Regions from separate parts of the Homo sapiens genome. Here region 2 is linked to region 1. A link is a contact called in ENCODE Hi-C or POLR2A ChIA-PET data. All regions are on one chromosome and are shown on one strand. Each heading gives the region's core, a stretch centred on a gene start or an enhancer-like site at or near the end of the contact. The rest is flanking DNA. Distances are from core to core; before and after follow the strand shown. Region 1 has its middle 250 kb from the start of CXXC4. Region 2 has its middle 180 kb from the start of TET2.

What was found. Hi-C counts contacts between places; a loop is a spot of excess contacts on that map. ChIA-PET counts read pairs that join two places held with the same protein, here RNA polymerase II (POLR2A). Pooled maps may share reads with other maps.
Region 2: a map of GM12878 shows a loop between it and region 1 (2.0-fold over the local background). The contact joins two enhancer-like sites. A Hi-C loop is called at or near these places in 1 of 168 maps with a recorded cell type or tissue (GM12878), 12 of 37 single-sample maps with no recorded cell type and 5 of 50 pooled maps. POLR2A ChIA-PET finds 5 or more read pairs at or near these places in 1 of 52 experiments (PC-9).

Annotation. Positions count from the first base shown.
Region 1 is chr4:104,741,896-104,747,523 of GRCh38, forward strand. No RefSeq gene overlaps it. Among named protein-coding and RNA genes, the nearest start is that of CXXC4, 250 kb to the left of the region's middle. RefSeq lists enhancers at 1,171-1,400, 1,431-1,580. Within about 2 kb of position 1,441, at least 2 of the 41 ENCODE cell types and tissues checked have a DNase peak (open chromatin) inside an H3K27ac peak, as active enhancers do; they include GM12878, where a contact is called at or near this core.
Region 2 is chr4:104,964,088-104,969,158 of GRCh38, forward strand. No RefSeq gene overlaps it. Among named protein-coding and RNA genes, the nearest start is that of TET2, 180 kb to the right of the region's middle. Within about 2 kb of position 2,729, at least 11 of the 41 ENCODE cell types and tissues checked have a DNase peak (open chromatin) inside an H3K27ac peak, as active enhancers do; they include GM12878, where a contact is called at or near this core.

The DNA.
Region 1 (5,628 bases), core at 191-2,690:
TTTATGAAAAATTGATTCTGTGCACTCAGATTTTAAAAATCAGATAAAAAGGCAAGGGAAACTTACTAAAGATTCTGATAAACAGTTTACAGTGAAAAATTGGGGGTTAGTATGTTTTTACTCCATTTTTTTAGACCCTTTCAGGAGCCCCAAATACAGTCCTCTATTGTGAAATAAGGTAAAGTATATCTGACCAAATCAATATCCAACTACATCTCTCACCTACAGGGGTCCTTACCTTTGCTTCCACCCAGACAGTAGCCAAGTTTGTTTTCAGTCACAAATAAAGGATTAAAATTTACCTGATTCAAGCCAGGCATAGAAAAAAGAATTAGAGTTTAGGCATGTGTAGAATGTGATTCTTGTTATCTCTGATCTACTTCACGGGAAGGTTTGTTTCACTAGAAGTTGCAATGGACTCGTATCACAAAAATACCTCGTGCATCATTTTTAATCCAAAAGAAGGTAGGTCCTAACTAACTTATTATTATTCCCTTGCTTTTTCTCTAAAAACATTTGTTTGCCTCTGTTTTATAACACTATGGGACAAATGAGGTGAGGAGGCAGGTGTCTCAATAAGAAAATGCTAAAACAGAGCAAAGCGTGGTAGAACTCTCCCGAGAGGAAGTGTTCGCAGAGGTTTCAGAAGGACCTGAGCAGGCAGGAGGAGGAGATGCTGTTTTGTATTGGTCCCATGTATTTGGCAACCCTGGAATATAATATGGTGGTGTTATCATCATTTCATGGAAGAATTGTTCAGAAACCAGGGAACTGGAACATAAATCTCACTGTTCTCTGGCTAGGTCAGGTACCTCAATCTCTTTCCTTTCTATGAGGCATTAGTAGCCAGTGGAAAAAGCATGAACTTTAGAATCAGACAAAATTGATTTTGAGTTTTGGATCTACTATGTGTTAGCTGTGTGATTTGAATATATCACCTAACCTTCCTGATCCTGTTTCTGCCCATCTAAAATTGCATTTATAATATCTGCTCCCTAGGACTTTTGTGAGGATCCAATTAAGTTATGCGGTAAAGACCAAATGGTCTTGAGCTATGAAAGTCTGTTTCCTTCTTTATTGCCTTCTTCTCCCATAATAAAAACAAAAACAAAAACATAAAATACAATCAGCTAACTCTTGATAAAGGCTGCAACTGTTAAAGTGACATCTTATCATTTGTTTTTGAAGTAAAGATTACAAATGCTTCTCCATAAGTGTCTAATAAAAAAGACCTAGGTGTCAAATAATGTGGTTAGGGATTAATGAAAACTTCTGCATTTACCTTCTGTACTTTGAGTAAAGCATTTAAGATCCAATGGTCGGTACATGTCCTTGCAGCGTTCATCCCTTAAATTTGGTAAGAAAAGAACTGCTCAAATCTTTAGCTTGTAGGAGGAGACATAAGATAAAATGCAAGAAAAACTTTGGTATAAAGAGGAACCGAAAACACGATTTGCCCCTGGGGAACGTCAGCTCTCCTCTGTCTGACTCTCTTTTCACTCACACACAAAAAAAATACTGAGAAATTTCAAAGTCACTTGGTTAAAAGAAAACTTTAAAACAGCCAGGGTGCCTACAAAGCAATCCCTATTCTGCCCTGAGTTATGTAGAGAGCAGCTTGGATCTTCACATATCTAATACAGTGTCAGAGCCAAGCCAGTCCCAGGATTATCATGAATCTTGTATGAAGGCTAAGTGTGGCTTCAGCCTGCCACTGTTTGAGGGGTAGGAATTGGAACCCCAAATTTAGCCCTGCGTCCTGCTCATGTCTCAAGGGAGTGGGAGCCTTGAAAGCTTATTTGATTGCCCAGTTTGATATTCCCAGTGTTTAGTAGTAAAATCTGCACCACAAGCTAGCAAAAATAGAAACTCTGATTCTAAGAGGAAAAAATAAGATGGATGCAATTATACAAGGAAGGAGAACAACAACAACTCTGAAGCTGCATGAAATAAATATTTTCTTAAAATCATACTATGGTCCTTTGTAAAGGGAAATAGAGCTAAATATTAATAAACCATATGGCTTTTATTGAATTTATTTCATTTAAAATATGTCTAAAGGCACCAAAATAACTTTAGGCTCTAATTTTAAGGAAATTCATTTTAAATTCTCTATTTTGAAATTTTATTTACTCACATTGCTTATCTCTTGAAATGTAAAGGTTTGATTTGTGACAATCACTTACTCTATAAGCACCCAAAAGTGTTAATGACATCGTGGAGGTGTCCTAAGACTGAATCTAGCAGGATGAATAGTAATGCATTCTGAAAGATTTCTAAAAAGCTTAGTGTATTTCTATATAACAAATGTATCTGTGCAATTTTTATCTTCCTAAAAAACAAAGGATTAGAAGTTACATTGGGAAAGAATGAGATATGAACAATACTTACAATATTTTACTGTTGTATACTATCTTATAGCTCATTCAGATATTTTTTACAGACAATATAGTTTCTCATTTTTACATAACAACATGCCTGTTAAAAAAAATTCCCTCTTTTAGCAGATGATGAAATTGGGGCCCAGAGAGCTAAAGGTTCTTTACCAAGTAAAAACACAGCTAGAAGACAGTAAAGCCAGGGCCAGCTGGCAATTCCTCTGGCCTTTGAGTTATGGTCTAGGCCAGCGGGCAATGAGGATGAGCAACATACCTAGGCTAAATGATTTTTTTTTTTTGAAGCTATTTTTGCCCCATACCTATGATACTCCTATGTCAGTATTTTCCTTTTTTGCTTTATACTATAAGAGTAACATACTTTTCAAATTTCTGATTTTATAATTCAGGAACAAAAGTAAAAAGGTTTACTGGAAGGGAAGTTGATAAGATTATTTTCAAATCATTTTCCAAACATCTTACAGCTTGCAGTTTGTTTAGCTTTATTATGCTTTTATATTTTAAATAACAACTGTTTTAGATAGTATTTTATTGTTTTTTGTTTGTTTTTTGAGATGGAGTTTCACTCTTGTTGTCTAGGCTGGAGTGCAATGGGGCGATCTCGGCTCACTGCAACCTCCGCCTCCCAGGTTCAAGCAATTCTCCTGCCTCAGCCTCCCGGGTAGCTGGGATTACAGGCATGCACCACCACGCCTGGCTAATTTTGTATTTTTAGTAGAGATGGGGTTTCTCCATGTTGGTCAGGCTGGTCTTGAACTCCCGACCTCAGCTGATCCACCTGCCTTGGCCTCACAAAGTGCTGGGATTATAGGTGTGAGCCACTGTGCCTGAACTTAGATAGTATTTTAAAATGTACATTAGGTACATTTCTTCACAAAAGGTGGTTTTTGTTTTCTGGAAAGTTACCTCTATATTTAGAATGGAAAGCTCTATATAATTTTTCCCAATGACATTTACTATGCTAAAAAAAAATCGAGATTTTTTTATTTCATTCAACTAAGCAGAACAATAAAATATAAGACATTCCATTGTTCAGTTTGTCTCATTTAGAAAAGAGCCTCTGCTTGTAAAAGTAGTCTTGTGATTTAGAAATAAAAATTGTATATCTGAAGATGATTTTTTCAGAATTTATACATTTATTTTATATTTATCAAAAGCCTATTTATGTACAGAAAAACAAAATCAGATATTGTACAGCTGGAAAACCAGTATTCCATGACAGATTAAGAAAATATACATAGCAAAGGATCCAGGCCTGCCATTCTGTTTTCCTTTTAGAATTTTAGTCAACTAGGAAATAGAGTTCGAAGAAATGACATTCTCTTTCTGCTGTTTAATTTGGCAAGCGGTGGAGGGGTACCCACAGCTGGCCCCCATCACTTGCACCCAAGATTAACACAAGGTGATTTGGACAAACCTTAACCTCCCCTCCCCTGGCGTCTCCTTCCCAGGAATCAGTTGGGATCAGGACTGCCAAGTCAGAGCTCTGGGGCTGTTAACTATAGGAAAACTCTGAGAAATTAAGATACGGAAAAATCTCCAGAAAACTGCATGAGGACTTATTTCAAAATATTGTACATAATAATCAGAATTCAAAATATGAAAGAAGTACCACCAAGACTGCCACTCCAGAACTTTGTAATAAATATTGTATTGGCTGTCTTGATAATTGGTGAGCTCCCCAGGTTTCCAACCCACCGTTCATGTGCCTACTATGAGTCAAGCACTATGCCAGGTGCTGATCACACAAACATAAAGATGGTTCATTGTCTTTCTTCAAGAAGCTTACAGTCCATAATGCAATATTGTGAGATAAGTGCTGTGCTAGAGATTGGCAAGAGGAAGAGCTCTTAATCCAACCTCAGGGGAGAGGGAAGATTTATAACTGGATTACTTGCTCCATATAAACAAAGGCCAACCTCAGCACCAGGCACTATACCTGTTCCCTGATAGAATCTCAATGAAGTTGATAACAACTGAACTGAGTCTTACAGAATGAGCAGGATTTATATAGGTGATGAGAGGAGGGAATGGTTTTTCAGGTACGCCCAGGAGTAGAAACGGTAGAGAAGGTGAGTTTTTGAAATTGTAAGCCAGGTTTTAGATGTAGCTGAAATGATGAGTGTCAGTGGAAAACCCTGAGCAATAAGGCTAGAAACATATGTGCGAGTATATCTTGAAGATTTTGTAGACCAGGCTGAGAACTATAAACACTTTATAGAAAAATATCAAAGTTCTTACTTTCAGAGATTGAATAAACCAATCATTACAGTATAGTATATGCATAGGTTACTGCTACAAGAGTACAGGAGAGACACAACATAATCAAACTGCCCAAGAGGCCTTACCAAAAATGTGATCCTTGAGTACTATGTTGTTGAACTTCACCCTGAAAGAAATGGGGAAACATGGAAAGACTTTATGCAGAGGAATCATATGTGCATACTTCCATTTTAGAAAGGTCTGAATATGATGTGACTAAGAAAATCAGTGAAATGGTTCTCTAAGGGGCAATAAATACTACACCAGGAAGCATGTTGAAAAATTTTTGCTGTCACAATAAGAAAGCATTATGAGCATTCAGGATACAGGGGTCCAGGAATGCTGGAGATCTTGCAGTTACTGCAGTCCAGAGTAAAGAAGAGATTATTCCTGTGCCTAACATTGCTTTCTAATGTTCCATTGCACATTCAAGTATAGAAAACCCTCTTTAATGATCTGGATTAGAATCTAACACTGTTTTACTTATTAAAACAAAGCACTTTCCACTGTTTTAATATATACTGAATTGTACATAAATGCAGGTACCCTATAATTTAAGATAAAATTTTTATTTTGTTTTCCTTTGAACTTTGTCAAGAATTGTACCCCATTCAGAAAAAAAGAAATGCATCAAGGAAACACTGTTTATTACCAATACAGCACACCTGTATCAGTCAGCTCTTATAGCTGTTGTATTCACAGTGCTTCCGTAGGCACAAGCTTCCAGAATTGGTTTAGACATCTTTTCTTCCCCAACAGCCTTTCCTATGACCCAGCCCCAGTTCCAGCCACAAGACCAGCTAATGGAATCTCAGCAGGCCTCAATCCTGCTCTCTGTGAGGAGGGGTATTAAATAGAGATCTAGAATTCATGACAGACAACATCATAGACAATTTGAATTGGGAATAAAAGTGTATTTGAACAGTGGCTCTCAAGCTGAAGTGTGGATCAGGATCAGAATTACTCAGGT
Region 2 (5,071 bases), core at 1,479-3,978, 220 kb after region 1:
CTTTGGCTGCAGGAGCACCCACCCAGCTTGTGACTAAGTTCTAGCAGCAGCTTGCACCCCACTTGCATCTCCATCTCAGATCCCAGCATCACTTGCTTGCTGAAATTGGCCACTGCAGCTCATGCCTCACTTGCTTCTTAGCCCTGGCTGACTGCAGGAGGGCTCTCAGCTTGCTCTCCTGTCCCAGCAGTAACAGCCCAAGTTTCCATAATTCCTCAGTCCTGGTACCACTGAGCCCCAGGAGAGCATGCAGTTTGCTAGGTTTGGAAATGGAGTCTTAAATGTAGCAGCTTGGGTCTCAGAAAGGGTATGGGACCCAGTGCGAGCTCCCTCCCTGAAGCAGTTCTGTCCCATCATCTTCCAGAAGCTCCGTATGTTAGTCCCAGGATTTGGGTGGGTCAAGGGGTTCTCCCATGGCCAGAACTGCACGATTCCATGGTGGGGATGTAGGCCACTGAAAATCTCTCACTCACCCATTCCCCAGGTTGTGAAGTCACTTCTGGCTCCCAGCCAATGCCAGCCAGGCAGGCTGCCACTTTTCCTTCCTCTTTCCTGCTTTTCATGTTTTCTGTCCTTTCCCTGTTGCATGCCAGCATTCTCTCTTGGATAGTATATTCAAATTATGACCGTCTATGCACTATTCTGGTTCTTCTAAGTAGAGGAGGCAGGCATGAAATCCTTCTAGTCAGCCATTTTAAACCTCCTCCCCTATTTTTAAACTTTGAGGAACCTCCATACTGTTTTCCATAATGGCTATACTAATTTACTTTCCCACCAACAATGTACAAAGTTTCCTTTCTCTCCATATCTTCACCAACAACTATCTTTTGTCTTTTTGGTAATAGCCACTCTAGCAGGTGTGAGGTGATATCTCATTGTGGTTTTAATTTGCATTTCCCTGATGATAAGTGATACTGAACATTTTTCATATACCTTTTGGCCATCTGTATGTCTTCTCTTGAGAAGTGTCTGTTTAGGTCCTCTACTTATTAATTAGGTTATTTGTTTTTAGGCAATTTTTTAATGCTTTTTGTGTTGAGTTTCTTACATATTCTGGATATTAATCCCTTATAAAATGTATTACTTGCAAATATTTTCTCCTATTTCACTGATTGTCTCTTCCCTCTGTTGTTTCCTTAGCTATGCAGAAGCTTTTTAGTTTGGTATAATCCCATTTGTCTATTATTGCTTTCCTTGCCTATGCTTTTGGGTCATATTAAAAAAATCATTACCCAGGCCAATGTCATAGAGTTTTCCCCTATGTTTTCTGCTAGTATTATTACATGTTCATATCTTACATCTAAATCTTTAATCCATTTTGAGTTGACTTTTGTATATGGTGAGAAAAGGGACCATTTTTATTCTGCACGTAGATACACAGTTTTGTCAACACTATCTATTGAAGAGACTGACCTTTTCCCACTGTGTTTTCTTGGCATCTTTGTCAAAAATCAAACGGCCATATATATGTGGATTTATTTCTGGGCTCTCTACTCTGTTCCATTGGTTTATGTGTCTGTTTTTATGCCAGTATCATGCTGTTTTGATTACTATACTATTTTGAAGGCAAGTAGTACAATGCCTCCAGCTTTGTTCTTTTTGCTGCCAAAGTGTTTTTCATTAAAAATTTTCCTCGCAAGTGGAAAACATGATATAGGAAGAGAAAACACTTCTACGGCCAGAATGTTAGACAATGTTACTTATTCTTGAAATTAATTCTTTTGAGCCATGTTCCTCAGAATGATGTGATCTTAACATGAACACAGGAATAGCCTCACGGTAAAGAAGTCTGCTATGAATGATTGTTTTAGAGCTCTTGAAACTTCCAGGTTCCTGGAGACAAGGGCTTATCATAAAATAGCTCATATCAAGGTTGAAAATATGAGAAATAATTAGTAGTAATATATTGTAATCTCGCAGTCTGTTTCTAACCTGTCAGATGCACAAGTAGAATGATCATTCAGAGTATCCTTTAGTTGAATGTTAATCTTCCCCTAAAAAAGAAAATAGAGTGACTATCTTTTCCCATCATACACACATGAGTATTGTATATAATCAAAGTGCTTTTCCACTCTCTGGAAAACACAGTACCCATGTAAAGTGTATCAACACTGGAAACAAAACAGTTGGACTTATAATATTGTGAGCTCTCTGAAACCAGAAGCATTCGGCAGGAGCTGGAGTTTCAAATGCTAAAACAGAAATATAAAATCTTCCTGAGACAGAAGGATAAACTTCCAGATTTCTTCAAATCTCAGCTTGAAATTTTTAATTGCTATGTTTAGATTTTCTGAAAACCATTCTGTGAATTATTATTGTTTGATAACTGAAGGTTGATGTCCTTGCTTAGGTACACAGCAGCCCACCTTTATTTTTTAACAAATCTCCTTTCTTTCTTCTAGTCCCAACTCCTCAAAACACTGACTACTACTTACTCAAACCAGGGGCTGATAAAACTAGTTAACTTTCCCCTCAATACCTAGCATGCTGTAAGCAACTGGATAAAACCTAATTACCTACCTCATAAGTGAAACTTTTAAATCTATTTGTGCACTTCCAGTGTATCAGGCAGTTCATCCACGGAAGGTTAAAGAAATACTGAGAAACACTAATAAAACTTAAGAAGAAAGCATTCTTTGCTTTCATTGAGCTGGGAGGAAACTAGAAGTCTTCTAGTCCCACCCCTCCATGCTAGTAATAAGGAAACTAAGTTGCACAACACCACCCAGCTTGTTAAAGGCAGAGCTGAAACAAGAACCTGACATCCAATCCGGAGTTCAGTTTTCACTAACATATGCACCTTGACTTCGCTTGAATTTCCTCCTTTTGATTGACAAAGAGTGAAAGTACTGGTGGCCTAATTTTATAAGAAACCACTGAAAATTCTTGAGAAAACTGGTTTACTGGTTCACAATTGACAGATTTAATTCAAGGGGGAGAAGAAAAGATGCTTTAAAGCACAGCAATTACTGGACTAACACACAGCTGGGCACATTCATGGGGACACACGAGTGCAGGAGATCACTGAGGGAGAAAGTACAGGAAAAAATTAATAAACAGCCTCTGCTTAACCATGGGAAAAGCCCATATTTACAGAGTGGGAGGAGGGTGAATAACATTAATTGCCACTCTGGGCTTCTTCCCCAAAGTACTCTAGGACTGGTTTTTCAAGAGTAAAGAAAGGGACTAGACAAGTTAAAACTGCCTGCGGCACATTTTCTTGTTATACAGATATAAACACACACGTGATTTGTGCCTTGGCCTCACACCCTGCTCACTGCAGACTAGTTCCTGGTCCCTGGTCTCCATTCAAAGAACACAGACCACGCAGGATGTCAGTGGAAGAGGAAACTTTGTACACTGTTGGTGGGAATGTAAATTAGTATAGCCATTATGGAAAACGGTTCCTCAAAGTTAAAAAGTACAAGTTTACCTAGGTAACAAACCTGCACATGTACCCCTGAACTTAAAATAAATGTTAAAAAAATAAATAAAAATAGGCCAGGTGAGGTTGCTCACACCTGTAATCCTAGCACTTTGGAAGGCCGAGGCAGGTGGATCACCTGAGGTCAGGAGTCTGAGACCAGCCTGGGCAACATGGCAAAAACCTCGTCTCTACTAAAGATATAAAAATTAGCTGGGCGTGGTGGCAGGTGCCTATAATCCCAGCTACTCAGGAGGCTGAGGTAGGAGAATCACTTGAACCTGGGGGGCAGAGGTTGCAGTGAGCCAAAATCCTGCCACTGCACTCCAGCCTGGGCAAAAGAGGGAAACTCCGTCTCAAAAAAAAAAAAAAAATTAAAAATTAAAAATATTTACCCATTTGCAAATTTTAAAAATCAAATATATATTTAAAAAGAGTTTAAACATTTTTTTCAGATTTTTTAAAAGTTTTATTCTGATTAATTCACACTGGATAGAAAACGAATAAACTTCCAAGAGAAGAGGCCCCCTTAAATTCATTTTTTCCATCAAGATGAATAAGTGTGCTTCTGTCCAATTGCCCTGAATAATATCTGATATTAATCTGAAATATTTTCTCAGCTGTGAATTTGGGTAGACATAATCCAATAAAATTATCATATGTACAGATAAAGTTATGATATTGGAAAATCAATGAACCTAGTCATTCTCCTGCCTTCCCTAAACAACTTACCTTAGTTAAAATCATTCTTTTTCCCCCCTTAAACTCAGTACATGTAAAATATTCAACACTTTTTTTTATGTTCTGCTGGACAATGATTACATTTACATAGGGAATAGTATGTAATAAGATGAGGAAACTAAGTCCAAGAAAATTTCAATAATATAAGATTATAGAACTTGTTCTATAGAATAAATTAAGTCAACTTATTAAATTATAAATTAAATGGAAGAGACAACCCACTGAGAAATTAACATGTAGGAACATGTTATAAATCCTAGAATATCAGAAATAAGTTTTCTCAAAAATCAAAAATTTTGTATCATGAATTTGGGAGTTTCTCCATCCTTATAAACATACCCTATGTCCCAATCCTCTCCCTCATTAGTATTTACAGAACAAGTTGTGTGCACCTTCCACATAACAGCCTCTCAAATATTTGAAAATGGTGACTGGATACTCTAGTTAATTCACTCTTGCAGGCCAATGCCTCATTCATTTAACTATTCCTCACGCAGATCTCCTTACCCTCCTGGTTTCTCCCCACTGAATTCCTGAGATGTCTATGTCTTTTTCTAAACTCATGCTCTGCAGAGTAAAAATGATACTTTAAATGAAGTTCAACCAACACTAAGGAGAAAAGAACAATTGTCGCTTCATTTTTGATATTTTATCTTTATAAATGCTGATTTTCTATTGTGTTTTTTCATATCCAAGTCCTATTCTTCACTGATTGCTGATGTTCTCTATTAACCTCAAGACCTTCTTACAGGTACTATAGCTAAGCCAATGGCCCAGCCCTATGCTTATAAATTGATTTTGTTTGTTTTTACATGATGTTAGTACCGTTCAACTCATTGTCAGAGTGGCTTAGATATGGCAAAAGAAAAGCCCATAGAACCAAACCCTACGCAAAATTCACTGAAG